7 separate regions of the Mus musculus genome follow, and all the other regions are linked to region 1. The links are chromatin loops, found by intact Hi-C in ENCODE. Cell type or tissue: heart. All regions are shown on one strand. Links, peaks and the distances in the headings refer to the core of each region. The heading gives the core; the rest is flanking DNA. Region 1 holds the start of Arl15 (ADP-ribosylation factor-like 15). Region 2 holds the start of Ndufs4 (NADH:ubiquinone oxidoreductase core subunit S4). Region 3 overlaps Arl15 (ADP-ribosylation factor-like 15). Region 4 has its middle 30 kb from the start of Hspb3. Region 5 holds the start of Gm31276 (a long non-coding RNA gene). Region 6 overlaps Arl15 (ADP-ribosylation factor-like 15). Region 7 overlaps Ndufs4 (NADH:ubiquinone oxidoreductase core subunit S4).

What was found. A loop is a pair of places that touch in the nucleus more often than their neighbours do. Peaks named below come from ENCODE experiments on the same cell type or tissue, not always from the same donor. Only the 100,000 strongest peaks of a DNase experiment are listed, where the experiment ranks them.
Region 2: a loop joins it to region 1, with 3 times the contacts of the local background. A loop is called at or near these places in 3 of 42 quality-filtered maps.
Region 3: it touches region 1 in a loop (6-fold over the local background); 21 of 42 quality-filtered maps call a loop at or near these places.
Region 4: a loop joins it to region 1, with 6 times the contacts of the local background. A loop is called at or near these places in 18 of 42 quality-filtered maps.
Region 5: it touches region 1 in a loop (2.1-fold over the local background); 3 of 42 quality-filtered maps call a loop at or near these places.
Region 6: a loop joins it to region 1, with 2.4 times the contacts of the local background. A loop is called at or near these places in 6 of 42 quality-filtered maps.
Region 7: a loop joins it to region 1, with 2.0 times the contacts of the local background. A loop is called at or near these places in 3 of 42 quality-filtered maps.

Annotation. Positions count from the first base shown.
Region 1 is chr13:113,792,238-113,796,597 of GRCm38, reverse strand. Arl15 (ADP-ribosylation factor-like 15) reads right to left here and starts at 2,090. Exons shown (of 5, transcript NM_172595.4): 1 at 1,902-2,090. The coding sequence starts at 1,949. In heart, for the core only: a CTCF peak has its summit at 2,185; DNase peaks (open chromatin) are centred at 1,437 and 2,137; H3K4me3 peaks cover 2,395 bases; H3K27ac peaks cover 2,009 bases.
Region 2 is chr13:114,386,180-114,390,539 of GRCm38, reverse strand. It overlaps Ndufs4 (NADH:ubiquinone oxidoreductase core subunit S4), which reads left to right and starts at 2,446. Exons shown (of 5, transcript NM_010887.2): 1 at 2,446-2,581. The coding sequence starts at 2,484. In heart, for the core only: a CTCF peak has its summit at 2,476; a DNase peak (open chromatin) is centred at 2,469; H3K4me3 peaks cover 1,855 bases; H3K27ac peaks cover 1,370 bases.
Region 3 is chr13:113,862,798-113,867,157 of GRCm38, reverse strand. The region is part of intron 1 of Arl15 (ADP-ribosylation factor-like 15); the gene reads right to left. Among named protein-coding and RNA genes, the nearest start is that of Arl15, 70 kb to the right of the region's middle. In heart, for the core only: CTCF peaks have their summits at 1,170 (motif pointing right) and 2,041 (motif pointing right); no DNase peak of the experiment used is centred there; H3K27ac peaks cover 465 bases.
Region 4 is chr13:113,691,106-113,695,465 of GRCm38, reverse strand. No RefSeq gene overlaps it. Among named protein-coding and RNA genes, the nearest start is that of Hspb3, 30 kb to the right of the region's middle. In heart, for the core only: a CTCF peak has its summit at 1,906 (motif pointing left); no DNase peak of the experiment used is centred there; H3K27me3 peaks cover 292 bases.
Region 5 is chr13:113,735,672-113,740,031 of GRCm38, reverse strand. Gm31276 (a long non-coding RNA gene) reads right to left here and starts at 3,881. Exons shown (of 3, transcript XR_001781061.2): 1 at 3,741-3,881; 2 at 3,486-3,619. In heart, for the core only: no CTCF peak of the experiment used is centred there; no DNase peak of the experiment used is centred there.
Region 6 is chr13:113,848,528-113,852,887 of GRCm38, reverse strand. The region is part of intron 1 of Arl15 (ADP-ribosylation factor-like 15); the gene reads right to left. Among named protein-coding and RNA genes, the nearest start is that of Arl15, 56 kb to the right of the region's middle. In heart, for the core only: no CTCF peak of the experiment used is centred there; a DNase peak (open chromatin) is centred at 2,037.
Region 7 is chr13:114,372,451-114,376,810 of GRCm38, reverse strand. All of the region lies in intron 1 of Ndufs4 (NADH:ubiquinone oxidoreductase core subunit S4), which reads left to right. Among named protein-coding and RNA genes, the nearest start is that of Ndufs4, 13 kb to the left of the region's middle. In heart, for the core only: no CTCF peak of the experiment used is centred there; no DNase peak of the experiment used is centred there.

The DNA of each region.
Region 1 (4,360 bases), core at 252-4,251:
GGGAAGGACTTTCTTCAGTGTTTTCACAGGGATACCTAACACACTCATAAAACCTGACCTGTCTCCTTTAAGACTTTGTTTTCTCCCCCACCCCACCTCCAGTATAGCCCCTGACTTTTACGGGACAGTTAGCTTCAAGGCACTTGGGAATTATTGAAAGCACACTGAAGTGGCCAAACAATGATTTTATACGAAAGCCAAAAAAAGGTGTTAGGGAAACAGGTAAAACAGATGGGCCAAGTCAAAGTGAAACCCAGGGCCCAGTGACAATGACCTAAACTCCCAGGGTAACCTTATACCTACAAATATTCATCCATCTACTCTGAACCCATGTCTACATGGCAGGTGACCTGAGCAATCTGCAATGCTGTTTTCCCTCAGGTCTTTTAGTGGGCCTGCTACCTCAAAGACAGCTATGTGCTGAAGTACTACAACAGTCTCAGCAGATCATGAGAATCCACCCCACCCCACCCCCCACCCCCCGCCCCGAATACCTCTCCGAATCACTAAGTATCCAAAATTAGCAGTACAGGTAAGATGCCCTATACTTTCTTCTTATTTGGTAATTTTTTTTTCTCAGCAAACTGGCGTTTTGTGGGGCAGATTACAAGACATAGCCATAGCATGATATGGGTAAACTACAAATCAACCAACCATTTAACTTTCAAAATAGCCTCCTGGACATATTTGAGAATCATCAACCTACAAGGACGCTTAAAGAATGTTCACAGATAGCCCACCTAACCTGGCGCAGCGATAACACCCCTTTATGACAAAGATAGAAGTCACTGCCATGAATACATAGACAGCAAAACCAAAATTCAACTGAGACTCTGACTTCGGCTCTGTTCTCAAGGTCGCGCACTAACTGGTCTCCATCCTTGCCAGTTTCTACACACCTGAATAAACCCTCATACACTGGTAACGTTACAACGCAGCCCTCTCTTTCTTGGTCTGGAAAGTATTCGGTCTTTCTCCGTACAGCCTTAAGTGTAATTCCTAGAAGGCACTGACAAATCTCTGCTAGGCCAATCTGCAGTGGAAAAACCATGTGTCCTACAGGATGACAGAAGGGCCAACACTTCTAACCCTCTACTTCAGCACTGCATGGCAACAGCCGTTCGTTCTGACACCATCCACGCAGAAAATGGGCAGGATCGAACACGGTTCATGTCAAAAAGGATCTGCTTGACCACAAACAGGCAGCTCTGTGGAAATACAATTTCTGGAACGAAAACACGAGGCTTGCACAATTCTAGAAACACGTCTAAGTGTTCCGTTCCAGCGCTGTGCTAAAAAAACTTTTCCTACCTAAACTTCCCAGCACGGGGCTGATCTCAAACCGATTGCCAAACCATGCACACCATGCACAAAAGCGGCGTGCACCACAACCACAGCCGCGGGGCAATGCCTGTCCCTGCCCAATCCTGCTCAGGCCGGGTTGCAATGTGGTTTAGTCCAGTCTACTTTCTGGTAATGTGTTTTTAAAATCCCGCCACGACCCAGGTCATTCCTTTAGAGATCTAATAACGACCAAATGACCGGACCTGCCAGGCACTTAGCGAGCCATTCTGCTTATGGCTCTTTAATAGCTCTTGGAGTTCTGCTAAGAGGAGAGCGGAAAACTCCAGCTTCCCCGGAAAGAAAGTCCTGCGCCGGGAGCGCGGAGAGGCGCGCGGAGCGTGGCCCCATCTCCCGCAGTCCCGCCGGTCCCCTCCGCGCCTTTACCTGTCAGCCCGTCCTCTCCCCCCGCCGCCGCCCCTCAGAGCCAGCCCCGGGAGAAAGCAACCCAAGGCATCCCATCCCAAAGAAAGAAAGCCGAGAGGCTGCTGCTCCAGGCAGGGGGCCATGGGCCACCGCGAGATCCGAGAGGCGACATGCCGCCGGCGCCCCGCACCTACCAGATAATCCATGTACAGAAACGCCTCAGTTATCCGGAGATCAGACATCCGGCAGCCTAAAGCATCCGGAATGGCTCCGAACCCGGAAAAAAAAAAAAAGCAGCAGCGTCTCGGGCTGCCAGCGAGCAGCTCCTGAAAAAGCCAGCAACAGCGAAGATCGCCGAGAGCAGCCGAGGAGCCGAAGATTACACCAGGGAAGCGACGATTGGCTGGGAGGGCGGGCCGAGGAAAAGGAGCGCGCTCATTGGCCGGAGTGTCTATAAAAGGCAGTCCCCCCGGTGGAGGGCAGCAGAGAAGCGCGGGACCCGGGACGGTGCTGGTTCCTGTTTGCTGGGGGAGGGGCGGGCGGAAACGCGCTGCGGCCCCGGGAGGCCGACTCTCAGCCTCTAGTCCGCTCGAGACCCGGCAAGCAGCCTGCCTGAGATTGAAGAGCAGCGGCGGCGGCGTCCCCGCCCACCCCTCCTTAAGAAAGCAGCCCAGGGCGGTGGGAGGCAGTTGCCCCGAGCGCCTTCCTGTGGCCTTGAAACGCCCTGGACCTGCGGATTAGAAGGGCAGACACCTTAAAGAAGGCAAACTGTGCAGTACTGGGGACTGCATTGACCCTCCAGGGTGTGGGTGTCTGCTACGGCGGACAACTTGAACTTGACCTTCCTGCGGCTCAGCACCAGTGCAGTCCAGACTAGGAACCTAGAGACTCACAAGTAAATTGATCACCCCAAACATTGAAGGAGACAGGCATCTGATCTTTGCATGCTTAATCCAATGTACCTGAATAGAATGAGCGGTGGGATTGTGAAAGTCCTCTAAAGGACCCAAGTAATACTGTTTGTGAACCTTATCTTAGGAAAAACAGAGCCGGTGCACTTGAGACTTGTGCGTTTCCTAAATTAAAAAAAAAAAAAAGAAAAAAAGAAAAAAAAAAGCAAGCCGGGCGGTGGTGGCGCACGCCTTTAATCCCAGCACTTGGGAGGCAGAGGCAGGTGGATTTCTGAGTTCGAGGCCAGCCTGGTCTACAGAACGAATTCCAGGACAGCCAGGGCTACACAGAGAAATCCAGAGAAACCCTGTCTCAAAAAAACAAACAAACAAACTTGGGGCCCGGGCAGTGGTGGTGCACGCCTTTGATCCCAGCACTTGGGAGGCAGAGAGGCAGGCGGATTTCTGAGTTCGAGGCCAGCCTGGTCTACAGAGTGAGTTCCAGGACAGCCAGAGAAATACAGAGAAACCCTGTCTCGAAAAACCAAAAAATAAAAAATAGAAAAATTTTAAAATTTTTTTAAAAAAGAATTACTTGGAATTGAGTGAAAATGGGAGTCAAGCGAGATAAAGACAACGGTCAGTTCTGGATTTTTTTTCTTTCACCTCCAAGATTCAGGCTAGAAAGGACAGTCAAGGCAAAGGTGAGACAAGATAAGCATGCCATTTGGAGTTGGGTATGGAGAGGAGTAAAATATAGAATGGCAAGAAAATAAAAATCAAAATTGAATCTACTGGCTTAGTGCAACTGAGACTTACTAACCCTGGAGTAAAACAAAACAAAACAGAACAACTCCTTTTAAGAAGTTATTACTTAAACACATATATCTTGAAAATTATATCAATAAAGGCCAGCTCTGTCTGTACACGTGTATTCAAAAATGAATATTAAAAGGGTGCCATATCTTTTGTACCAGTAATTCCATTTCTAGAAATTCTTAGGATAAGAGCTGTGGACAGTGTTCTAAGTGAACATTTCCTGCAATGATTATAGTAGAATTTTGTCGGCCTGGTGGTACCTTTAATCCCAGCAAAGATACAGGCAGATCCCTGAGTTGGAGACCACCTGCAAGGCTACACAGAGAAGAAACCTTGTCTCGGAAAAAGAAGAGGAGGAGTCTCCTATGATTTGTTAACACAGCACACTTACACAATAAAACTTTATACAGCTGTTAAACATTTATGAAGTTTCATAATGTAGTGAAGTTTATAGTGAACTCATACTCTTTCCTCGGATGTCACATGTCAAAGGAGTATTCTGAATGATAGAATTTGGAACACTAAGTTGCAAAAGTACTATTCTGTTAGTTCTTGCCAAACACTGCCCTCTTTTAAGGTGGTGACTAAAGTTTCCCTCCATTTCTCTCTGTCCCTACACACACATACACACACACACACACACACACACACACACACACTTTTTGTGTGAGTCTTCAGAAAACAAATATCATTAAAAGTTTACCCCAGGGCAGTGAAAATAGTTGTTAGACAAAACTATATAGTTCATTATAGAAAACCAAAATATTTACCCTAAATTTACACATAATCAGGTTCTGCGCACCCCCCCCACACACACACACACACACACTTATGAGTCATGTGACTAGATCTAATCTCTGAAATGCTTTCCTCAGATACAAAATGAGGAAAGATGGCTTTCAGGGTAATTAGAGGACTTTGATTGTATACATACACGTGTACAG
Region 2 (4,360 bases), core at 154-4,153, 590 kb before region 1:
ATCAAATTATATAGCTTGGTAATTATTGTAAGTAAAAAGAAAAATCTTTATTTGGTCAATATTTATTGCAGAATTTAAAAGACAAATTTTTCCTGGAGGTAAGAAAAGCCACTAGGAAATTGATCTTCGGGGCTGGAGAGAGGGCTCAGCAGTTGAGAATTCAGCTGTTCTCGCAGTCTTGGGTTCAATTCTCAGCACCCACACGGCAGCTCACAACAGTCTATAAAACCAATTCCAAGGGATCTGACACCCTCACACAGGCATACATGCAGGCAAAAACATCAGTGCATGCACAATAAAATTAAATAAGCCATAAAAAATGAAATCAATCTTATTTCTCAAAGGATTTTTGCTCTTGCCTCCCTGGTCATATTATAGAACTTCCACAAACGGCTACAACGTACAAAATGCAAAGCAGAAGTAAAAGAAGCCTGGAAATTCATACAGAAATTTCTAGGGTGAGATTGAAATTGGAGGTTAGAAAGAGCCTCCCAGTGAAGGGGACATGTGAGAAAATTATAGGAGGAAGGACAGAGACAGAGAGCAGGGGCAAGGGAAAGAGGAGATCACTGGGAGAAGAGTATTCCAGATGCTAGAAAAGCATCCTGGGCCTAGAGAATGTCCAAGGTAAAGTCTTTCAGACCGAATCATGCCTGGTATATTGGGAAATATCTATTGGGTTTAGAGTATAGCAACTGACGGAGAACAGAGTAAGTTCTAACAGAGTAAGTGAGTAAAGTCAGGAGTCTTTTTCCCTTCCAGTGTTAGGCCTGAACTCAGGCATATGTCCACGATAAGCCAATGCCATACCACTGAGCTACATCTTCGTCCCTACATTGGCCTTAAAAAATATTATAATAAGGTGTCTGGCTTTTCCGAGGATGAGCTGAGCTAGAAAAGGTGTTTAGTAGAAAAGAGGGGAATGTGTGACTTCTGACCCCATAGTTTTGATTGCTGAGCTGAAGCAGATTGGGCAAATGCAAACATCCCTGCAGAGGGGGACTGTGGTTTGGATCAGAGTCCTACTAGGAGAGGCAGGGAACATAATCAAATTCTAAATACATTTCAAAGATGGAGGCAAAAAGAGCAACCAAGGACCACCCTAAGAGGCTCCGCTAGACAGCTCAGTGGTAAAGTACTTGCCACCAAACCTATGACATTAGTTAGAATGAGAAAACTGACTGTTGAAAGCTGTTCTCTGACCTCCACATGTGCCGTGGCACCCATTTGTATGCATACATACATAAATAAGTACATTAAGAAAGAATCATGACAGGTATTGTGAATACCCAGGCCAACGCTATATCAATATGAAAACTAATGTTCTCCCATCAGTGTTGGGGTATCGTTTGAGAAACAACGTTGAAGACATTAGTGGATGAAAAGGTCTGTGAATACTCTGGAGGCTGAAGAAGGAGGGTGGTAAGTTGAAGTCTAGCCTGGATAACATCGAGAGATACTGTCTCTTACAAGAAACAAAGAAGCTAGGAATGTAGATCAGTGATGAACTGCACACCTGTCCCTGGATTTGACATCGCAGACTTGGAAACAAAAAGAAAAGAAAAGAAAAGGTTTGTTGAAGCACTGAGGAGCCAGGTGCGATTAGATAGGACACTTAAACCTGGTTATCGTTTATAATCTTTGCTTTTTGTTACTTTTAATGGCCATTGGAATGGAATGGGTGACAAATGGAAGGGATGATGGAGATAGGAAGAATAATCAAGATGGCTCCGCCCCTTTTCCGGGTGGGGCGCGGGGGGGGGGGCGAGGTGTTTGCTTGGTAGTTCCAGTGACAACCTTCCATACTCTACCCTCAACCTCAAATCAAAGGCTTATAAGAGCAGATCACCAAGCCTTTGGTACCTGTATGCTAGGTAGGCAAGCACTCTACCAACTGAGCTACATCCCCAGCCCCCACTAGATTTCATGTAAATCCATATGGTCTTTCTTTCTTTCTTCCTTTTTTTTTTTTTGCGAGGCTAGCTTTTTAGTGTGGAAAATATGATTATTATAACTACAGACCATCAAACTGAGTGCAGCCTGTTCTGAAGGCTTGCAAACGGAATCTGGCAACACTTTGGGAAAGTACTACTTTAGTTTCTCAAAGACTCAAGAAGCCCTCCGGCTCTTCCAGTGGGCCCAGCCTCAGATATTCCGAGTTCTTTGAAAAATTATGAGTTACAGGTGTTTACATTTTTCGAAGCGTTTTCTTTTGGGCTTCTCAGCCTCAATGTAAATGACCAACCTTACTAACAAGGATTACTTTCTATAGAGGCATCATTTGCATTCACTGAGTCCTTTCATCCATTTCCCTCTTTAGTTCTTTCAGCTAGAACTTTAATTTCTTTTCTAGGTCCTCAATCGCAAAAGGAAAACAAACAGAACATGCCTCTGTTTCACTGCGGCCGCATTGCTTTGAGAACGGAGGAAGTGAGTCCCTAGCGGGGATCCGTACTCGCATCCTGGCGTTTGCCTACAGGAAGATGGCGGCGGTCTCAATGTCAGTGTCGCTGAGACAGGCGATGTTGGGGCGAAGGGCAATGGCTACAGCTGCCGTTTCCGTCTGTAGAGTTCCATCCAGGTAACATAACTGTCAGCCTTGTCGAGCTATTCATTCAGGGTTCCCAGGTCGCTCCACTTTGGGGGAGGCTGGGCCGGCTGGGCCCCGGAGGCGGCCTTGGGAACGCGTCCTCCCTTGACCCTTCCTCGGGATGCGGGGACCGACGCTGGTTTCCGGCGAGGCGCCTGCGGGGCCTGGGGTTCTGCAGCTGCGGACGGGCGAGGGTCTGTGCGGAGGAGCTGTGAACTGGATCGTGGCTCCTGAGAAGGGGAGGAGTCTGGGCGACCTCTCTCCCAATGTCCTACATCCCTTCCGCTTGTCACCTGCTTGCCCCATTCCAGCCTGAAAGGGTAAATCCCTGCTATCCTTTCCCTGGCTTTAGTTAATATCGGCTGGGCTTCCAAACAGAAAGGTTGTTGTATTCATCATTGTGCATAAGAGGAAAACTTCTCAGGACTTCAGAGTTTATAGCAATATCCATCGGAAGGTTACAGCGTACCTGTTTTTTGTCTTTCTAACCAGTGCGTTCCAGTCTTAAGTTCCACCACGGAGCTACGCTCTCAGGCAGCAAGGTGGCTTTTATTTTGATTTGTTTACTTCGTTTGTTTGTTTGAGACAGATCACACTATGTAGCCCTAGATGCCGGAAGGTTTCTTGTGGTGACTGCCCCCTCCCTTCCCCCCCGCCCCCCTCCGCAGCATTGCTCTATTTTACGTAGTCTCTGTTTTCCTGGGTGTATAAGATACTGGGTTTTATCACTTGTTTCGAAGTTTGCTCCTGTGAAGAGTGGCCTTGTATTGACAGCTGCATGCTGTGGAGACTACATTCAATGTTCACAGTGAGGATGGGTCTGTAAGGGGTGGGAAGAATGTGGTACAAAAAAAAAAAAAAAAAAAAAAAAAAAGGAAAAGTCTGGCACACTGGTACAAGCCTTTAATGCCAGCCAGCTCTGGGGAGGCAGAACCAGAGGCGGCTGGATCTCTGTGAGTTCCAGGACAGCCAGAGCTACTTAGAGAGACCCTGTCTCAAACAAGACCAAACCATTAAATACCTTTAAGAAAGAAAAAGGGAACTAGTATCTATCAAAATGCTTGTTAAATTAGTGTTAAGCTCAATACAGAGGGAATACAGAGTTAAAGTGAGCTGGTTGGAACTTTTGGAGACAAATTTTGATGCAGTTTTAAGTAGTGGTTGTTTTGTGGGAAAGAAAAGGTTGCCCTTAGTAAAGTCAGGAGATTTGTAAAAGGCCTCAGGGACTGGGGATAGAGTTGAGTTGGTACAGAGAGTGCCTAGAGTTCATGATGTACTGGCTTCAGTCTCCAGCACCTAATAAAACGTTCCTCGGGCACATAAACTCTAATCCCAGCACTCCAGAGTTGCAGAAAGGGTGGGGCGGGGGCTTTTCTGCAGACAGTAGTAGAGCACTATATCTATCTATCTATCTATCTATCTATCTATCTATCTGTAAATAGATATATATATGCGTGTGTGTGTATATATATATATATATATATATATATATATATAGAGAGAGAGAGAGAGAGCGCAGTCACTGGAAAATAAATACTGTAATACTGGTGGAAAGTAAAAGATAAATTTGTAATAAAGTGTTTTACACATGAGGAACTTGGGAAAAACCAAATTGTTCTCTAAGATAAAATACTCCAGTGATTACTTTATGCTGACCTAGTTTAGACCTTTCCCACTTACACATTATGGAGATTAATTTACATAATGTAATACTAATGTGCTCATTATAGAACTTGAACTGAAAACAAATTTAAGGGACCATTAGTGTAT
Region 3 (4,360 bases), core at 185-4,184, 71 kb before region 1:
ATCTTGAAAAAAGCAAAAAGGGAGAAAGGAAAAAAATGAGCAGTTGTTCCCATCCCGCTGGGTTTTAGTTAATTCCAGATGTAGTCAAGTTGACTACCAAGAGTAGCAAGTCAGGTTAACCAAGAATATCCGGAACCAGGACACAACAGCTATCCCAAATAATCCACTAAATTATGTTTTCTTAACTGAGCAAATATGCTCTAAGTGCTTAGAAACACCAATTAATACTAATAGACACAATTCAGGTGATTATTAACCCAACTCCCACGTATTAAAATTGCTCTCAATCCACACCTATGAAAAGACAATGCTCTTCACGAGATCCGCAAAGACCTTGGAAGGTTAGCGTCAATGCCTCAGGTACCCCTTTGGTTGACTTTGTAGGCTAATGTCAAAAGAATTTAATTCTATACAAGTTTCTCTAAACGACATAGGATAAAAAAAATTCGGCTTTATACATAACACTTTAAAACATAATAACATGGGAAAGCACTTAAAATAGACTGAAAAATAGTTAGACGCTATTGAGTAATGGGTTCAGTTATGTTTTTAGAACACAAACAGACCAAGATTTATGGAAGCATACATTTATTGTTTGAGAGGAGAAATTATATATTAACAGAAAAAGGAGTGGCAGATTTTTTTTTTACCATTTGAAAGTTATATGCAATTTTAATTAAAAATAATTAAATAGGAAAAAAAATTAAAAGTATTATGAACATAATTATTTCTCCTAAATGAAAATAATTCAACTTAATTCACAAGGATATCAAAAGATTGAGTCACAAGTAGAAATGGTCTATCTGTTTTTAAAATCGGAAGACATCTTTATCAAAGAAATTCAATGTCTAACTCCCACAGACCTGGGTGGCATAGAAACCTTCTCCATCACAATTAACCATTGGCAGGACAGAGATTACAGTCCACTTTCTACTGTCTGCCTGGATGAAAGAGTATTCGTTTGCTAACCCTTAAATTCTGGAATCTATGAAGGGTTGAACTACCATCATAGCGATATCTTCTGGCCTTGAACTTGGAATCTTTGTACATCAGCTCCCAGCACAGCAGCTTAATGAACGCAGGGCTTCAAGATCTAGCTTCAGTCTGCTCAACTAGACGTGAAGAACTAAATAGTCAGTGGTACTGACGCACAGCAGCCACCAGGGGGCACACCCTCCCACCTGGAACTTGAGCACCAGCTACCAAAACAATAATAAGTTATACTTCAAAAACGATTTCTTTCTGAGCACAAAAGATCTCCAAGTCAGCTTAAACTGCCAGACAGAGCTAAGACAATTCTCTGGGGGTCACACTTACTATGAAATCCTACTTCATGATGTGTCGGTGTCTCCTCCTGATCACAAAGCTGGCCGGCACCCACTACGACACCTTCTCTTTGTGCAATTGAAACGCTCTCATCTCGTAACCCATCTTAAGCCTACCATTATCACCTAGGTCTCGTATGACTCTGCCACCTCCTATCAGTCGGCCAAATTGCCTCAAGAAAACAGAACTGGTGAACCCTTTGTTAACAGGCAGGACAAACTTAACACTAAAGGTCAGAATGAGTAATGCATGGCGTGTGGCCCAGTTTGAGTGGCACTGAAGTTTTGAACTCACATGATATGGGAAACATCTGGTTCAACAGACTTCTTTAAGAGATATTCTGGCCTTCTCTTGGTATTTATTACTTCCCAACTTCTCTATCTATGAAGACAGAATGTCTATCTGGGATTTTATCATGCCCATATGTATTTCTAAAAACATGAAAATGAATTATAAAATAAGAAGACAGCCCCACAAATAAGAGGGCAAATATAGTCCCACAAATTAAGCTGACTCTTAAAACAAATTCTAATTGGATCTACATTTTAAATGCAATGAAATAAAATGAAGTCACAAGAGTGTTAGCATATATTTAAAGTAGTGGTAGTTTATAAAGTAGGATTTTCATTTAAAAAAGATTTATGTAGTTTATTTTTATGTATGGCGTGTTGCATGCATGTATATATGTGTGTGCATCATGTTCATGCAGTTCCAGGGGAGGCCACAAGAGGGCATCAGATTCCCTGGAACTGGAGTTATGGACCCTTTGTGTGCTGTCCTGTGGGTTTTAGGAGCTGTACTAGGTCCTCTGCAGGAAAAATCAAGAGCTCTTAAAAGCTGAGCCATCTCTCCATCCTTGAAATTGGTACATTCTTCTGGGTGAGGACCAGGATTCAAAGGAGAGTCCTGACTACTCTTCCCAAATCATTACTCTGCTAATCCTTGCTATCACGGTCATCACTTTATCCCTGAGTTTAACAACGTGGGAAGGCAAGAGGAAGCACCCTGATATTTGGTTGGCTAGAGCTAACCTCAGCCCCGGGGCTAGTGACCCTTTGCTTTCCAGAGGCCAACACGCTCAGCTTCAAACTCTGAGCTGAAAAACACTTCACCCCAGGACTGGTTTTACAATACACAACAACAAAAGACAACAGGGTGGGGTGGGGGGTCAAAGAAGGAAGGAGGACACTGCCAGGTGGTATCCCCAAAGCCCCTGACTTCTGAAACAAACGGGGAATAGAAAACCTAAGGCTGACTGGTGTGCAGTCACTTTCCCCAGTGAGGGCTGCAACGGGCACTAGAGGTCACTGGCATCTCAGAGTTGTTACAAATTCATATTCGTTAGCAGTTCTTACTCAAGAACTTCACCCTGACATTAAGCCAACCTCACAGACTAAGCGCCACTTCAAAGAACAAGAAAATCCTTGAGTACGTGTTAAAGTGCTTTCCAAATCACTCTCAAGGAAATCAGGTCTCTGGGACAAAGCAGAAAATCAAGGGTATTTCGTGGGCGGAACAGGTATTCTTAGAGACATCACACTGGATCTGAACTTCATCCGCAGCATTGACCCAGTTCAAATATCACCTCGATAGTCACAGGTTTGTATGTAACTAATAAAAAAAAATCTCTTTTCCACACAAATGTTAGCATAGCTAAGCAAATAAAATTGTGCCATCAGCCTTCTTCCCACAGTTACTGACAAGGTATTTTGGGCAGCAAGAGGTTCTTCTTCTAGACGAGGGGGGGGAGGCGCTCTGAATACACAGCCCAGTGGGGAAAACTCGGCCTTATCTGCATGCAGTTAAATGTGACCATTTGTTTATGTTCTGAAGTCTGAGAACAGAAATGGATGGGCATTTGAGATAGTTTCCTTAAACAAGACCGGCAGACTATTGTTGTCCTTCTTCCTTCCTGGAGTCTGAAACATGGGCATCTCGAGCTCGAGAGGCTGCTCGGGACAAGAAGGTTCTAGCAAGCACTGCAAAAGGAGAAGCAACAAGAGACAAGGCTGGGTTCCTGAAAGACCACACACACCTCTGAGTGCGCCTTCCAAGCCTGTCGCTAACTGACGCAACACCCCCAGCCCTTGGTGCTTTGCCATTCCGAAGCCACTAAATGATCTCAATAGGTACCACCAGATGCTCACATTTTAGACTTACCTTAAATTTATTTTATACTGGCAATATACAGAGAACACATACACACAGAGAGGAACACTTCCAAAATTAGAAGGCACCAAAAAGTCCACACTGAGGTCCACTGGGCATCCTTTATCCACACTCACTCAACGCTTTACTCTCATCCTGTTCTAGAGCCCCCAACACACACTGCATTGCAAGTGTTTGGTATAGGTGTGCCACCTGCCACAATTACAGCACTAGTAAGTGTCTAGTCTGCTATCACAGCCTTAATGCCTACAACAGGCTACTGGAAAATACTTGCAGACCATGGTCGCTTCCTTTCCGTGGCTCTGGTTAAGATCCTGATCAATAATAACAACAGAAGGAGAGGGTGAGTTTGACATAGGCACTTCCAGGTCACAATCCATCGCGGAGGGAAGTCAAGGCTACCCTGATGCGGGAGCTCGAAGCAGAAGGCACAGAGGAAGGCTGCCTGCTGGCTCGAACGCAGGCTCAAGCTTAGTTAACCTTCCAACAGAACCCAGGGCCACCTAATAAGGGTGGTGATGTCCAGGATGCTTACTTACCTTTGTAACATAACCCAGGGCCATCTGACTAAGGATGCTGCTGTCCAGTGTTTAAGGGCCCCTTTATGGACTAATTCACAACCAAGGTGGTCCCGCACAAATTCTGTCACAGGCCAGTGTGGTTTAGGCAATGACCCAACCGAAGCCTCTTCTCTCAGACGACCGCAGGCTGTGCCCTTAAGACAACTAAGACTGACCTGGACCAAGCAAACAAATGAAAGCGGGTTCTTAGCAAGGAAGGGTTTCTTACGATCTGAATCTTCTCAAAGGCGCTGTGTCACTGAGCCCAGACAGAGGAACAAGCCTGCTAGCCTCAGAACTCACTG
Region 4 (4,360 bases), core at 96-4,095, 100 kb after region 1:
CAAATCCTTCCCAACCCTTTCCACCACATAGGGACCAAGTGTTGAAATAAATGAGTCTGTATGGGCCATTCTTATTCAAGCCACCACAGGTGTATTGTTGTTTCCAAGGCAGTGAAGGCAGAATATACCCAGTGTTAACAGTACCCAGAAAGACATAATGAAATTACAAACCACTAAACATGTCTCCCAAAAATGAAAGGGATAATGATACTCAGATAGATCGGAAGAAAGATCATTAGGTTATTTATTAATTTCCAGCAACTTCGTGGGGGGGTTGGGGGGTGGAGCTGATCAAGAGAAATGCTCCTTCCACTACCAACACTCAAAAATTTGGAATGAAATTATTTGAGTGCTGGGTAATAATGATGTTAAAGGGAACAGAGGTGGGGGCAATGGAATCTACGTACAAGCAAAGAGAACATGGGGGTCATACTAAAGTACTCTGAGGGATTTAAATACAGTATATGTATATACACACACACATATCATTTTTTTTATTGACCTGAAAATAAAGTTCTAAAAGAATAGAAAGAAAATGTGATTTCCAATCCAGCCGGAGGACAAAAACAATTCAAACAGAATGAAAGAAACGGTACCTATCAGACTGTAACAATGGGTACTGTTTATCTCTCAGTACCCATGGGGAATTGGATCTAGGACCTTTGGCAGTTACCCCTTGTGGATGCTCAAGTCTCTTCTTATAAAATAGACTTGCATTTAATCTACATATACAATTTGCATATAACCCACACATTTCCTCCCATGTATTTTAGACTATCTCTAGGTTTCTTTTTTTTTTTTTTCTTTTTTCTTTCTTTCTTTTTTTTTTCTGAGTCAGGGTTTCTCTGGCTGTCCTGGAACTCACTCTGTAGACCAGGCTGGCCTCAAACTCAGAAATCCACCTGCCTCTGCCTCCCCAGTGCTGGGATCAAAGGCGTGCGCCATCACTGCCCAGCAATTTTTTATCTATTATTACTTGAATCCATGATGCTAATTCCACAGATAAAGATGACTGTAATAAGAATGGAGGCCTGTTCCATGTAAGGATGAGGACACCTATCAATTCTCAGTAGTGGTCCACTCAGAGAAACAGTGGACCTAGGTTACATAGTTTCAAAAGACTTAAACCCTCTCTATGATTCTATCTATCTATCTATCTATCTATCTATCTATCTATCTATCTATCTATCTATCGATCGCATTCCTGCTCAGAGGCCAAAGGCCATTATCTGTCTCCCTGTCACACTTTACCCGGTTCATTTAAAGCAAGGTCTCACGCTAAACTCGAAGCCTGGTGTTCCAGCGAGGCTGCTAGGCAGAAAGCTTCTGGGATCTGCCGTTCTGCTCCCTCCTCCCCCAATGTTGTGGTTGTATGTATAGCCCTGCCAGTTGGTTTGTTTTTTTTAATAAGGGTGTTGGGGATTCAAATTCAAGTCTTCATGCTTATAGAATAGAAACGCTAACCCACTGAACCATTTTCTCAGCCTCCGTAATGTCTTTCTTAAAAGATTAGAATAAATATATGTATCTCCTAGTTAAATCTCAGGGTAAGCACATAGATGTGCATCGTTCTATAATTTGTTGATGCATCATAAAACATTTGAAAAGTCTCAGAGTAAACAAAACCCGAGGGGAACTATCTGGTTCTGAACTCTCTCTCTCAGGAAGAGCCGCCTAATGTTTCTTTGCACATCATGGCGAAAATTCCAGAGGTCATATTCATGAAGATGTTGGGGAAACTAGATATGGGGGAAGAAGTCAACTGGCTTTCAAAGTTGAATATCTTCTTACTCCTGTCATTAACTGTTTAAAACTCAGTAAGGCAACCGTAGACAAGGCCAGTACTAGGAAGTCAAGGTCTAGGGGATTTCTTTGTGCTGTGGTCTGTTTATAGTGCCCTCTAGTGGTAGCTCAGCAGAGCGCTAAAGTGGCACCCGGGATGACAGCTAATTTGTATTTATTTTAGAACATAAAAACAAACATGAGTTCAACTCCGTTTTCATAATTAAGGAATATCCACAGTGCTTGGAGCTTCAGTTTTATGTTCATTCGCCTTCTGCAAGACAAAGAGTGTGTTCTTTCCTTTTAAATGTGTCGCATTGTGTAGATACATTCTACTGAAATGGTAGGTTAAATCTGTACAAGAAAAATGTTATCAATATAATACTCCAGAAATGCCATACTTCATGAGAATTCCTTGGAGATTCTTCAGTGCGCGGGGAAACACTGAAATAATATGAATTGGTTCTGATCCTATATTAATCAGAATTGTGGTACTTCCTATATTAATCAGAATTGTGGTATAGGTAGTCAACCTATACCCAGATTCTCCCTCATTGTTTCTTTTCTTTAAAGCTTGGTCTTAATCTCCTCTGACCTTAATACCTTCTCGGACAGTGGTTATTAACTGGGGGGTACATACTTAACCTATTAATGTAAAGAATTATAATATGTAGCTATTTAGGGCTCACCCAAGACTTGCTTCAGTAGATGTATGTGTGTACATATGTATATGTGTATATGTGTATGTGAGTATGTGTATATGTGTGTATGTATATATGTGTGTATGTGTGTATGTATATATGTGTGTATGTGTGTATATGTGTGTATGTGAGTATGTGTATGTGTGTGTATATATATGCATATATGTGTATGTATGTGTGTATATATGTGTATGTATGTGTGTGTATATGTGTGTATATATGTATGTATGTGTGAGTGTGTGTATATGTGTGTATATATGTATGTATGTGTGAGTGTGTGTTTATGTGTGTATATATGTGTATATGTGTATGTATGAGTGTGTGTATATGTGTATGTGTGAGTGTGTGTATATGTGTATATATGTGTGCATGTGTGTGTATGTGTGCATGTGTGTGTGGTTGACAACAGTTGTCTTCCTCTGTCACCCCTCCCCTTTGTATTTTTTGAGGTATAGTTTCACATGGAATCAGGAGCTCGCTAATTGATTAGACAAGCCTGACTCTATGTCACTCCCCTGGTACCACAACTACAGATATGCCACTATCCCCAACTTTTACATGGGTTTTAGAGATCTGAACTCCAGCTCTCATGTTTGTAGCCAGCATGTCACTGACATCACTGGCTGAGTCCTCTCCCTGAGCCCTCTTGCTGCTGGTCATCATATAGTACTGGCACAACCTTATTATATGCTCAGAACATTTTTGGTGTAGCATATGTGCCAAGCCTCAAGATTGTGCTATGTAATATATATATATATAATTTTGGGATGGGTGTGTGTGTGTGAAGATATAACATGTGCTGGCTTTGAAAACCTATCACCATTGTCCTTACAAACCTTTTGTCTTAAAGTACTGGCCTTGTGTTCATCTTGCAGATACCAAAATCCTTTTCTTGGCTGCATAGGTGCCGAAGGAGCACTCAGGCATTCCGGAAGTCAGCAATGACCAAGTCTCAGCTGTAGATCCGTGGTGCTCCTCCTCACACTGTCCTTCTGGCTCTCCTCTCATGGACAGGACAGTTTGTTCCGCAAGTAACTACTGTCGCCAAACACTGTTCAATATAGGGACCTCAAGAGCAGGAAGAGGTTGCTTCCTGCAGGTAGCACGATGCAATCTGGTGCCAGGAAGCGCTTCTGTTGTGCTGACAGGCTGAGCCTCCGGATAGTAACTCATTATTGCTAAAGTCTACCCGAGGCTCCTTCTCAGCTTCCAGAGGAGCAAAGCGAAGACTGCCTCATTGCTCCTATGTGAGTGGCTGGGCACACACTATGGCTTTGCTCACATCACCAGACATCGTCTGTTCTTGCTGCAAGTTAGCAATCTGATTAAGATTTCTGGTTAAAGTGCTATCAATGCGACCTCTTGTTCCTTAGACGTGACTTGTTGTATGTTGATTACTGTGTATGACATGGAAAGATGGAAAGATGTGGAGACTTTGACATTTCCCCAGTTCTTTCTGACCTCCCCCAGGCAGGGAGAGTGATACAGACAGGATGGGGGTTAGAGGATTCTGAGAGGGAAAATGCAGGTTAGGGGATTAAGGAGGGGGAGGGAGAAGTCAGGTTGGATTTGTGAAATGTAAAACAGGACACTTGGCAGCAAGCATCTTGTCCTCTTCCCTCACAAGATGCTTCTAAGTTTGTCCTTGCTTCTGAAAAATCAGTGTCGTTGCTAGGACGTGCTTACTCATAATAAAGGTGTGAGTTTTATTGAATTTAAATTTATAGAAAAAATATATTTCTTTCTCTTTTAAAATATCATTTTGTTGTTGTCGTTGTTGAGTCAAAAAGCAACAGAAAAAAAAAGAAGCGTTAGTTCGGCTTTTGTCTCCTGTACCTTAGAGCACTCTCATTTCCACCTCCTAGCATTACATGGTT
Region 5 (4,360 bases), core at 117-4,116, 56 kb after region 1:
AGAAGAGAGTGAAGATTCCCAACTTAAAGGGCCAGTAAATATCTTCAACAAAATTATAGAAGAAAACTTTCCTAACCTAAAGAAAGAGATGCCCTTGAACTGTCTGTTTTTTTTTTCCCATTAAATTGGAGTTGATCTTATATGAGCAATGAGAAATGCAAGAATGATCAGACTAAGTTACAAAAGATCTTGAAATCTATCTTTTTATTCAATGTCATGAATACAGTAATCCCATCTCAAGCAGGAAGTGTGCCATTCTTAGAATTTGAGTACATTTGATGACTATTCTCAGACTTGGATTCATGGAGGTCATGAAATTCAAATTTACAGGCACATCAACTCCTTTAACTAAATCTCAAGTGGAATATTCTCTGTGTCCCTCTGTCTGCCCCTTATCACTATGTAACTTATAGAGTGAAAGATCTATGTATATCACATATAAACCATTTTGAAGAGATTTTTCTGGTATTTTGCTTTCTGATTTGCTGGTGTTGCATGTAGCAAAGGAGAATCAAGTACTTGGGCTGTATGGAATGGGGAGATGTGTGCTAACAGGGTCCCTATAGATAATTTAAGAGCCTTATTTAGAAAATAAAAACACAATGAAAACAGTAAAGTGAATGGAGGTAGACTGTTAAAGTCCTCTTTCAGGCCAGCAAAATGGCTCAGTGGATAAAGACAGCCCCAAGCCTGGTGACCTAAATTCAATACCTGGGCCCCGTGTGCCATGTGGTGGAAGGAAAGAATGAGCTCCTACAAGTTGTCCCCTGACCTCCACCTGCACACTGTGTCACATGTGTGTGTGTGCATATACAAGACAAACGTAATCTAAAATTGTTAAGATGTCTTTTTTCCAAAACTTTTCTTTGTTATCTTACTTATAGATCCCTAGTCCACCAGTACTTTATCTACACAACCTCAGCTCTTCTATATCTTCCAAAATCAGCAAATGTCCGGTATTGATCTGTTTTTCCTCTTCCCTTGCTAATTGAGCTTTCATTTTCTCTCCTCAATTAGCTCAGGGGTTTTTTTTTTTTTCTTGCCAAAAAAAAAAAAAAAATGCCATTCTGTAATGTTTAGAGTCTTGTAACATTTGTAGGCTCACTGCGGGCCATGTCTTACTGTCGATGTGCAATTTGTGGGTTAGAGACATGATGTTGGTGATGATGATGATGATGATGGTGATGGTGATGGTGATGGTGATGATGATGTTGATGGTGATGGTGATGATGGTGATGGTGATGATGATGATGATGATGATGATGGTGATAGTGATGGTGATGATGATGATGATGATGATGATAAACAAACTCCCTGCTTCATGGAGTCTTGAGAAGCCTGTTCCAAGTCAAACATGAAACCCAGGCAACAGAGGCATCCTAGCAGGCTGGCTTCTGGGAGCTCTGCAGAGGGACTAGAGAGGAGAAGGTTCTAGTTAGCATGGAAAGACCACTTTTAAGTAAGTGGCGAAGTTTTGAAGAGATTTTTCTGATATTTTACTTTCTGGTTTTCTGATGTGGTATTCAGGGAAACTGCCAAGTCTTTGGAGTTATCTGGCATGGGGGAGATATGTACTAACAGGGTTCCCATAGGGCAGGGTCATATTTCTTCCCATGAAGCCTTATGTAGCAGGTTAAGCAAACAGGTGCCATTAGAGGTGTGTAACTCAGTTTTCTCACTTACCAAACCTGTAAGAACCTGAAGTATTTTTTAAGTCAATATTAAATTTCCCCTGAACAGTATCTACAGGGTTCATCAAATCAACTTATTTTCTCAAGTGAAAATACCTTGGGTTTATTTATTTATTTATTTCACTCTAAAAGTATTGGTTTCAGAGTCAAACCTATAAGGAAATATAGACTTACTAGCCATCTGGGAGAAGCTATTTGAAATTTCATTTTCTCCCCATAAAATGTATCTGGGGGAGTATTACACTGTCAGATTTTGAGGAATACATGCAACTCAACATCCAAACGATCTGGCAGACTTTAATGCTGTTCGCAGCGAGATGTTGCCATCTTTCCCCTCGTCTGGGTTAACATTAATTCAGAAATACCCAAGGCTCCTACCCATAGGAATGCCGTGGTGTCAAGGAATCCAATGCTGCCTGGGCCTGGCATACTGTACCCTAGGCAGAAATGTTGATCCATCAGTTGGATCAACTTTGTTGGCAAAGTACTGGACAGGACATAATAATGGCTATTATAGTCCCCTATCTCTAGAAACATATCAAATATACACAAACCTACAAAACTGGATCCATTCATCTGGATTAGTCTTTTTTTTTTGTACTACATCCATCTGGATTAGTCTTTTTTTGTTTGTTTGTTTGTTTTTCGAGACAGGGTTTCTCTGTATAGCCCTGGCTGTCCTGGAACTCACTTTGTAGACCAGGCTGGCCTCAAACTCAGAAATCTGCCTGCCTCTGCCTCCCAAGTGCTGGGATCAAAGGTGTGCGCCACCACAGCCCAGCTGGATTAGTCTTATACAAGCCTTGTGCTTCCCAGTGTCTAAATCTCAGAGCTCTGGCACCTGACAGAAAATGATTTCCTATCCAGACTCTTTACCGATAATGTGAGTATCTTATGTACACTCACAAGGCCTTGCTTATTTATATATAAATGTGAGTATATAGCATAAGGAATAAACACATACAAGTTTCTTAAAGCTGTGCCTTCAAAGTGAAAGGCTACATGATATTTTAAAAGCTATAGATACAAGATCTGGATTATCACATGTACAGTAATTATGTACCAATTTTTTTTTATTAAGTCACCATGGTGGAAGAACCTAAAGTTCATTGATCAATCTGATGGGCTGATTGACTTATTGCCCCTCGGTGACTTTGGAGCAGTCACTATCACCTACGGCATGCAACAGTGTGCTATGACTTTCATGGCCCCTCTAGGCAGGCAAACTCTCCCATGTTCTGGAATTTTAAAGTAGCTGAGCCGTCAATCACCCAGTTAGTTGCCTCTCACATTCTTCTGCTTTTCAGACCAGTTTTTTCCCAAGCAGATAATGTATCTTTTTTTTTAAAATGACAAATCCATATCTGAGAAAGAGATGTTCCTTTTCCACCCCTGTCCCCACTAAGGCCTGTCCAATATGGCCAGGCGACAACTATATGGCCTTCAGGAAAAGTTTTGATTGGCAAAGTTGGTGTTCTTCAATTCAAACCCATTGTTTGTGGGTACCGCTAATATTCTACATACGCCATCCAACAGCAACGCTTTATTTTCTGCCTGATCTGCGGCTGTATTAGATTTCTCCGTCTTAGCTTTGTGCTAAGTAGAAGCCCACCTCATCAACTCGCTTCTACCTCTGTTGGTCTGCCAGCAGCGATTGTTTATACCACCCAAGGGCTGCCCCGGGGTCTCTGGGCCATTCTTTTGTAGGAAGGGCGATGGAAACTGCCTCTCTTGATTTTCTTTTCACCCTGGCTCTCGCTACTTCTCTGCATCTGAATGGGGGATGTTACTTACTGTGGACTGCTAGGTAAGCCTAGGTTTCCTCTCCGTCGAACCAGTTGACCCTTTTTCCGAGAGGTTATTGCTTAGCCTCCAGATGAGGAGTGTTTGTTGAGAGACGAAAATATCAACAGCCGACTTGGAAGTACCTTGCGGGTAAGGAGGCAGATTTCTTTACTCTTCCTCAGTGCAGGGTCCTCTAGGACCCTGAATTCTTCATAGAGGCAAGACTGTGCTTTAAAACCCCAACAAAAGAGACAGCATGCTTACCTCAGACCAAGATGGCAGGGAGGCGAGTCCAGTGAACAGTGACTGCCTCAGACACAACCACGTGTTTCTCGGGACACTTAACCTGCCTCGCCTCAGCCTGTTCACTGCAACTGGGACGCTTCCGATGTTACTCGTAACAACGCTAGGTCTCCCGCTATCCTCTGCTAAGGCAGAGGAGCAGCCACACAAGATCCGCCAGTTTTGGTCTTCATATTTTTTCTCTTGGGACCAACGGGTACCAGGAGCAGATGTGGCTTCAGGTGTGACTGTGGGAATTGCTGTGCCAAACGTTTTCCTCTGTCTTCCCGTTAAATCCTCCCTGCCCAGGTATGTCATCCACTTGGGTGGTGGCCACCCCCGACGGTTTCAAGGTAGAATAGATGTAAGGGGAAGCTTGTTGCTTTAGGGAATGCAGCTCCTCTCTCAGTTCTAAAATAAGACCTGGCGGATGTTTGTTAGGAACTTGGCTCTTAACTCTTCAAAGGGAGGAAGGCAGCTTAAATGTTATTTACATACCTGTAGCTGGCACAGGCAGAAATTTAGGCTTTTGGGATAAGCAGTAGTCTGGGGGGATTCGGAGGGAGAGACAATCAAGGAAATTGCAGCCCTCTGGGCTCCGA
Region 6 (4,360 bases), core at 151-4,150, 56 kb before region 1:
TGAGCTGACCATCCTACCTCCACACCACAAATGCTGGATTATAGGTACCCAGCACATTCAGCAGGAAACCATTTTCTAAATCCTATCAATTCTCTCTTTAAATCAAGTCTAATAATCCCTTTCACTTTGTAGGTATCCTTAAAGTCAATTTCTAGCTAGGCCTGAGGCCACTGCTCTACTATCCCAGCTACTTTGGGAGACTGAGATAAGAGGGTCCCAAGTTCAAATCCTGCCTGGGGTAGAGTGAGTACAGAGGTGACTTGGTGGAATGGCATCTCAAAATAAGGGGCAAAAAGAGGGCCAGGGGCACTGCTCAGTAAGAGTGTTTATCTAGCATGTGGAAGGAGAGGGGAGGGACAGACAGACACACACACATGCACCAATTTCTTATCTCACTTTTCTTTCCGGGGCCTCATCATTGTTCGAGAGGAGGTTACTCTATGGCAGACACCAGAGAAGGCGCTGTACACGAGCGGAGTACCTCATCTAATCCACGCACTTCTGTGGACAAAGGTGCATCATGTCCTTGTTGTATAAGGAAGAAAACGGAAACTGAGATGAACTAAGTCTTAGTCACTGGCTGAACAGAATCCACCTTACATAATCCACGGAGTGCTCTTTCAGACGCTCGCGTCACTTGCTGTCTAAAGAATGCAGTCTTAACTTCTGCAGACTTCAGCACAAGGTGCATGCTGGGAAGGAGACCCATCCTCCATTTCACCCCCTCCTTGGAACTCTTCAGCTATCTCAGCCTCTCTTCCCATAAACCCATCCAGTGCCTTCCTTCCTGGACTCTTCCTGAACCCAGTTCTAACTCTCAGCGCCCTCCCTCCTGTGACTGACTTATCCCACGACTGTAACCTCCCCCAAAATAGCAGAAATGATTCCAATGCCAGATAAGGGTCATATATGCTATAAGCAATCTCCGGGGGCGGAGGATGGGGGGGGGGGCGGGAAGGATGTTATCACAAACTAGCTTCAAAAAGATGGGAAGTGTTCCAAACAAACATTTCCCATCATTCTCAGAATCAAAGCTAAACTCCTCATAACGACAAGACACTACCCTCATTGTCCACATCCACATGTCCTCTGCCCCTCCCCTCTTTCCCTTGCCCCCTAGTTTCTCCAGCCATACTTGGCTGTTTCCCTGACTGAGCCAGCTCTCTTAGTTTCAGAATCTGGGCTGTCTTCTCTGCCCAGCCTACTTACTGATTCCCACCCGGTAAATTCCTCCCCAAGACTTATTAAGCACTACAAGTCTTACGAACACCTGATATCCCTGTGTGGGCTTATTGATTTGCTAACTGTGGGTCTTCCCTTCTAGAAGAAGACATCAATAGGGGTGGGGTTTGCACGACTCCTAAGAAGGAAGGTATCTTTCACACACCAGGTGCAACATAAATAGTTGCAAAATAGCTCAAAGGCTTGAGTTTGCCTTGCTCCGCTCTGAATCCTATTAACGAGAGATGAAAAAGGCAGGAGGAGATGGAGAAAATGTAATACAGGAGTTAGAAGGGAAAAAATGAAAGGGTTCCTATCTCTACTCTCAGTAAAATAATTTCCGAGAAAGCCTAAGAGGAGAAGAAGAATGTAGATGTGGGCAGGGAAATATTTTTCAAGAATAGTGATAATAAGTCCGAGGAGACAGCTCAGAGGGCAAAGGCACATGCCACTAAGGAAGGTGACCCGAGTTCAATCTTCAGAACCAACATAGTGGAAAGAAATAATCAACTCTCCTGCAGCCTGGCCTCTGACCTCGACACACAGACCTGTGACGTGTGCATGCACAAATATGCGAACTCATTCATGCCTGCAAGCACGTACAAAATAAACATGCTTAAAGATGTTAGACAATAAAAGAAAGGAAGCCGTAGAGGTGAAGAAGGGACTCCCCTGTTGTTTAAGAGGTTCCCGAAATTCCTGAGGCATAGCAGAGGACATTAGAGCACAAGAACAGGGGATGGGTTTCTGTCAGGCAGCCTGGAACAATCAATGGCTGGGACTAGCATTTACATCTCCTGGGGCGTGGGAAGTGTGGACAATGCCTGGGCAAGGAGCCAAGTTGAGCGGGGAAATGCATGCATCAGGTACAATTGGGAGAACTGGTCGACCTGAAAGAGCCCGGCTTTTCAAAACCCAGTTAAAAGTAAAGAGCTAAAGAGCGTCAACAACCTGATTCTGCAGTCTGATGTGGGAGGAACAAGATCATGAAGGCTCTGGAGGGTATGCAGGGGAAGGCCTATGAGGGAGAAGACAGTAGGAAGAACTGGGGATGTGAGGAGGAGGGCTCATAAGGCTCACAGATAAGGAGCTGCCTCCAGTGATAGCAGGAACACTGAAGATGAGAGGCAAGGGTACGAGGTGCAAAACAGGCAGAGTCAACTGGGAGTTCCTCTCTAGCAGGCATCTGTAGTGAGGACAAGCCAGCTCTGAAGAGATGGAGAATTACAAACAGGCACAAAAGGATACAAAGGTAGTCTTGCACTGTTAGGTAACTTTGCTTAAAGTTTGTTTTCAACCCAGCCCTATACTAAATTAAATCACGTTTTCAACATACTAAGCACGACTCAGAGAGCCTAAAGAAAACCTAATACTGTGAATCAGACAAGAACTAAGGAAAAGGTTCAGTTAGGGCGGTCAAGATGGCTCAGAGGGAAATTGCTTGCCCTCCAGAGCTCATAGCAAAATACAAAGAGAACTGACTACACACACACACACACACAAAAGCATGCGCACACACCCTGAATAATTTTTTTAAATTGTCCAATAATGTATTTTGAAATGGCTATCAACACCCTTCTCCTAATCTAAGGAAGAAGGATGGAGCCAAGAAAATTCAGACTTTATATTCTGAATGCTATACTATTTACAAGCCCTAAGGTGCCAACCTCTGTTGCACACTAAAATCACTTGGGGAACATTACAAACCCCCAACACTGAAACATTACAAAACCCCAAGTACAAACCCCCAACACTGAGTTACTTGGCTAACCTAGGGGTGAAGAAGGCTCGCCCTCAGCCTTGTATCTGTCCCCCTTCCCTTTCTCACTGCGGGGATGGCACCTGGTATCTCAGATGTGTTACGACGCTCTGTACCCAAGCCGTGAATGTATTCATTACAAACCTGCGCCACCGCCTTTACCTAGCCACCAGTCTTTGTCACCCATGTGATTCCAATCCCAGGCACGGTTGACACACTGACGCAGAACACAGCTCCTAAGCATACTCTACATAAGGCACAAATTCATGGAAGAAAAGTCAGGCCCACAAAACTGTTTGATGAATAAATTAAAAACGGTCATCTAGAATGTACTCAGAGATATGCAATACTATCAGCCCATTGAAGATAGATAATGTTCTGCACTACAGACCTAGCATTGAGGGCTACCTGGATAAATGACACAACACTGTGTTAAACTTGTGAATGCACGTAACATGCTGGAAAAAAAAAATTCAACACTACTCCAGGCGAAAGATTTGCTGGGGAATTGAGTAGAATTCCCCAACTGTGGAAAGTTCTTCCATTTCCCCCATTGAGCTACTTTGTTGGCTCGGTTCATTTCTTCAGAGCCTTTCAGTTGCAAAAGCGCATCCAGAAGTTTTGAAGTCAAAGTTTGCAGACTTCTTTTTAGAAGGAATGCATTTGCTGCTCTTGACACTTGTTTCTAAGTTGCCTTCCGAGCTTTGATCAGCAGGTGGTTAATAAGGACACTACCCATATTCCAAAGGACCAGACTTCAGTGTAGACACAAGTGGTTTCTCTGCCAAGGTAGGAGAAAAGATGGAAAAACTAATTTTAAAGGTACAGTAGATTACACCATTGAGACAAAGGAGGGGCTTGTTTAAAAGTAGGGCACATTATAAATGCATATGTCAGCTTAAGATATCAATGGGGTTCTTGTTTATCCAAGTTAGCAGATCTTTCTGAAATTTCCTGAATCTTTTAAGATCATTAATGGGGGCTGGGTGGGGGATGGGTGGGGGCTATGATTGGGATGCAATGTGAATAAAAAGATAAATAAATTCTGGAAAGATAAAACAGGATTGTCATTTGTTACTTAAAATGTGCAGTACAGTACCACTGTAAGAAAATGGAACTTATGGCTTGGAGCTCTGAGCCCGGCTCCTTTTGCTTCAAACTTAGAGAAGTAGGGTTTGTGCAGATAACCTAAGTGAGTTGTCAAATGAGAGGTTTGCTGAGTGTAACACAGAATTTGTGTACAAGTGATTGAGTTCTTAGATAGAAGAAAAAGTTTCATAAACATAAAGGTTACATTCTGAAATATGAGATTATCACCAATATTATAGAAAAGGGATAAATGCTTCTTAAATCTAATTTTAACAAAGTTTGTATTTTAGT
Region 7 (4,360 bases), core at 264-4,263, 580 kb before region 1:
AACCATCACTCCAGTGAACAGAGAAAAAGAACTTCAGGGTTCGCTCTGGCAAATACCCATTGTTTCCTCTCTGGTGTGGTTTTGGGATTACCTAAGGTTGGGGCCAGGAACAGAAAGAGAAAGTAAGTAGTGGGTTCTACAATCTCTGAGCATTCCTTTTCTTTTCTGTTACTTGGAGCAGGTTACTACAGAGTGCTTGTTTCTTTTGTCAGCTTTGTGATGCTTAGGCTTGGAGCGTGGAGGTGGGGTGGGTAAGGTAGATTCAGGGCTGCAGCTTTGCCTCTTCTGATCCTGTCCAGATTCTCCTCCTTCTCTCTCTCCCTCTCCCTCCTCCTCCTCTCTTTCCTCTTCTTCCTCCTCCTCCTCCTCTCTTTCCTCTTCTTCCTCCTCCTCCTCCTCTCTTCCCTCCTCCTCCTCCTCCTCCCCTCCCCACATTCAATGGGAGAGACAAGTTGAGTGTGTTTACTAGAAGTTGCCTTGGATCCGCTGTCCTTGGCTGAATTATCTTAAAAGCTAATTATAATATTTCTTTCATTTTAGCATACCCGAATGGACTTAAATGATCTAAATTACCTTAAAAAGTCTTCATATCTTCAACTTTTTACGCAGTTGTTTCTCAACTCTAATGGGCAGATAGGAGGACTTCACATGCTAGAGTCTGGGAAATGTAATTCAGAGTGTATGCTCAGATCTTCCCTAGAGCTGGAGTTACAGGCAGCTGTGAGCCACCTGACCCAGGTGCACTACCACTGCGCCATTTCACTAGCCAATCTCTCTCTCCTCTCTCTCCTCTCTCTTTTCTCTCTTCTCTCTCCTCTCTCTTCTCTCTCTTCTCTCTCTCAGACGTACTGCCTATGCTGGTTTGAATTCCTAATCTTTCTGCCTCTACCCACCCAGTGCCGGGATTAGAGGTGTGTCCCACCATGTCCAGCTATGTTTTGTAGGTTTTTAAAAGACAATTATTACTATTTTGTTCTTGTATAAATGCTGGCATGCACGGCCACAGGATGCATGCAGTGATCAGAGGACAGTTTTCAGGAGTTGATTCTCTTCTGTTTCCACCTTGTTGAGGCATGAAGAACAGATTTCTGCTGTCGTACTTCATATTCTAGGCTAGCTATCCCTCAAGCTTTTGGGAGATTCTCCTGTCTTCCTTCTCATGTTGCCACAAAAGTGCTGGGCTTACAGATGCCTGTCTCTCCTCCTGTGGTTTTAGTTTTTGTTTGTGTTTGTTTTGAGAGAGTGTGTCACTGTATTGCCCTGGCTAGTGTGGAGTCACTGAGATCTGCCTGCCTCTTCCTCTCATGTGCTAGAATTAGAGGCCTACACCACCATACCAGACTTCCAAATGTGTGATGTTGTTTTGTTTTGTTTTGTTTGTATTGTTTGTTTAAAGACAAGCTTTGACAGGTTTTTATTAAAGAAAAGCTTGCACGGTTTGCTTTTCACCAGACTGCTCTGGTACTGGTACCACAGTCACCTGCGTCCGTGAGAACCAGTCTGTAATATCCTTGCTACTAGACGGATGGACACCAGTTTTGGCCAACATGTTACAGCGTTCTGTTTGGATTTTCTTCAAACTGGAAAGGGTGGTTCGATTCACTTTGCCCTGTCTGATCATCTCTGAAGTCCGCTTGTATACCAACCAGCACAGCACGGAGTTTTTACTTCTCGTAGCAACTTGATTGACTCCAGAGAGTTTTTCATCTTCTTTGTGGCCACTATCTTCCTGCCTTAGATGCAGGACAGCCTCCACACAACAGCAGAGATAGCGAAGGAATAAGAAATAAACGCCAAATATGGTTTGTTTGGTTTTACATTGGGTTTTGGGAACTGAACTCAGGCCCTCAGGCTTGTGCAGGAAAGCAGGTTTACTGCCGAGCCATCTCTTTGGCCCCAGCTGCGTCTTAAAAATTGCTTTACATTTTACATATGTATGCACATACATATGGTAGGAAATATAATAGGAAATGAATTCTTATGGACTCACTGTTGAATTTAAGGACTAGAACTTCTGAGTTGGCTAGATGACTGAGTGGGTAAAGAAAGCACTGCTGCACAAGCCAGACAGCCTGAGGTTGGTCCTAAAACTCACATAAAGGTGGGAGGAGAGAGCCAACTGCACAGAGTTGTCCTCTGATATCCACATATGCTCTGCTCTCTCTCTCTCTCTCAAACACGCACACACTAATAAAAATAACTAAAGTACCTTTATTCTTTGTATAGTGCTAGGTTGAATAATGAACTCCTCCAGTTGGGTCCATATGCTAAGCCTTGCAACCTAGTATGTTACCATATAGGAAAAGAATTTTTACATATGTAATTGAGAATCTTGACAATGGAAATTGTTGTGGTGGTTCTAATACTATCACAGTGATTAGAGGAGTATAAAGAGACAATGTAGAGTTGGAAACAGAGGTGGAGTAATGCAGTCATATACCAACAGAAATCTACATTAGGAACAGAGTCTGCCTTAAAGCTTTAGGATGAACTAGGCCTGCTGATATATTGATATTAATTACAATGGAATTAAGACTTCTGACTTCCAGTACTATAAAGAATGAATATATATTGCTTTAGTCTACCAATTGTTTGATAATTTGTTACAGCTTGTATAGGGAGCTAATATTCTTTCTATTATCTACCATGGCTTCTTTCTTTTCCTCCCTCCCTCCCTCCTCATTCTCCTCTCTCTCTCTTACTCACTCACTAGGTATAGGTGCAGTTGTTGAAGCCTACAACGCCTTGTGCATGGTAGACAGTGCACTTCCACTGAGCTCTATCTCCAGCTCTTTACCATGACTTAAAAAAAAATCATTATTTATTCTCTCTTAAAATGACTGATTCAATCTGGCTTCTCTTGGCTTCTGACTGAATTGTTCTGCTTGGCCTCAAACTAATTCTGGCAATCTGTTCTAGTCTTCTGGCTCCTTCTCATTCTCTGGCTCATTCTGCCCTCATAGGAATCCTGTCTCTGTCAAACTGTCCCAGTGCCTTCTCTCCCAGCCACCTTGTACTGTTCTCTTAAGTCACCTCTCTTTCTTGTCTGTTCTTGAGAATTGGGCATATCGTATTTCTGAGTCATTCTGTCAACTAATTCATCACTTTGTCCCTCAGTTAGATTTGACTTTTAAACATGTGTGCTTCCTTCAACAAACTAACTTTACTTTCATTATTTGAGTTTAAAGGCAAGTATCAAGGGCGTGTCTTTATTCCACGTAGTGGGGTTAAAGGTGTGTACCTTAATAAGGGCATGTCTGTATTCCAGCCAGAGCACACAGACCTAGAAGAAGGTCTTTGGATGTGATCCCTTGCCAAAGCACCTTTGTTGCAGGTTTAAAATTCCTCTGCATAGGACCTTCCAGAGACATCTTGATCTCACTGGAGTCGAAACAATGAGATGATGATCACAACCCTTCATCACTCCTCTGCCTTCCCTTCCTAATTACTTTCATTAGAGTCTGAATGGTTTCTGAGCTAGAAACTTGTTTCATTCCTATCTCCTTACTCTTAGGTCTTATTTATTCATCACTAAATTCTTACCTTAAAAACAATTACATATATTTAATTTGTGTATATATGTGGGTGTGAACTTGTACCAAGGTCAGAGGACAACTTGCAGCAGTCAGTTCTTTTCCATCATTTGGGAGGCAGAGATTGAATTTAGGTCATCAGGCATAATGCACATGTCCTTTACCTTTTACCTTTGGAGCCATTTCTCCAGCTCCTAGTCACTAAATTCTAATGCTTATTTGCCTCCAATTTAGCTCCCATTTTCCCCATGATTTCTAGAAACATGTCATTCAGCTTCCAACTGGTCTGCATTTGAATTTATTTGTACTTCAGGTTACATACAGGATGAAGTTCAGACCTCTCAGTGCGTTATGGAATCCTTCATATTCTCTGCTCTCATCTTTTGTTCTTCTGTCCATTCCTGGACATTCATCTCCTCCCCCTTTTTAAAAATAGGAATTAGTTATACAGTCCGGATTGGGTCAAATTTCTTAGTTGCCCAAGCTGACCTCAAATTTACAGTATTCCAGCCTTAGCCTCCCATGTGCTGTGGTAATAGGCAAATGCAACCATACCCAGTGGTATCTGCATTTTTAACACCTTCCACCTGGCCCAACCTATAGGCATGCATTCATACTATTTTGGTGATTCTAAGTTACCTACAATTCCACAGTTCTTCTTTCTTCTATAATTAAAGTTTTGTCTTTCTGCACACTTTCCTTCATCCTTGTCTGAGGCTTCTGTGCCTCTCCTGCCCCACCCCCAACCCCGTTTGCTCACAGAGCTCCTGCTGGTCCCCAGGTAGCAGCTTCGTTACTGATTTGTTCAAACTCAACATTTAGAATAA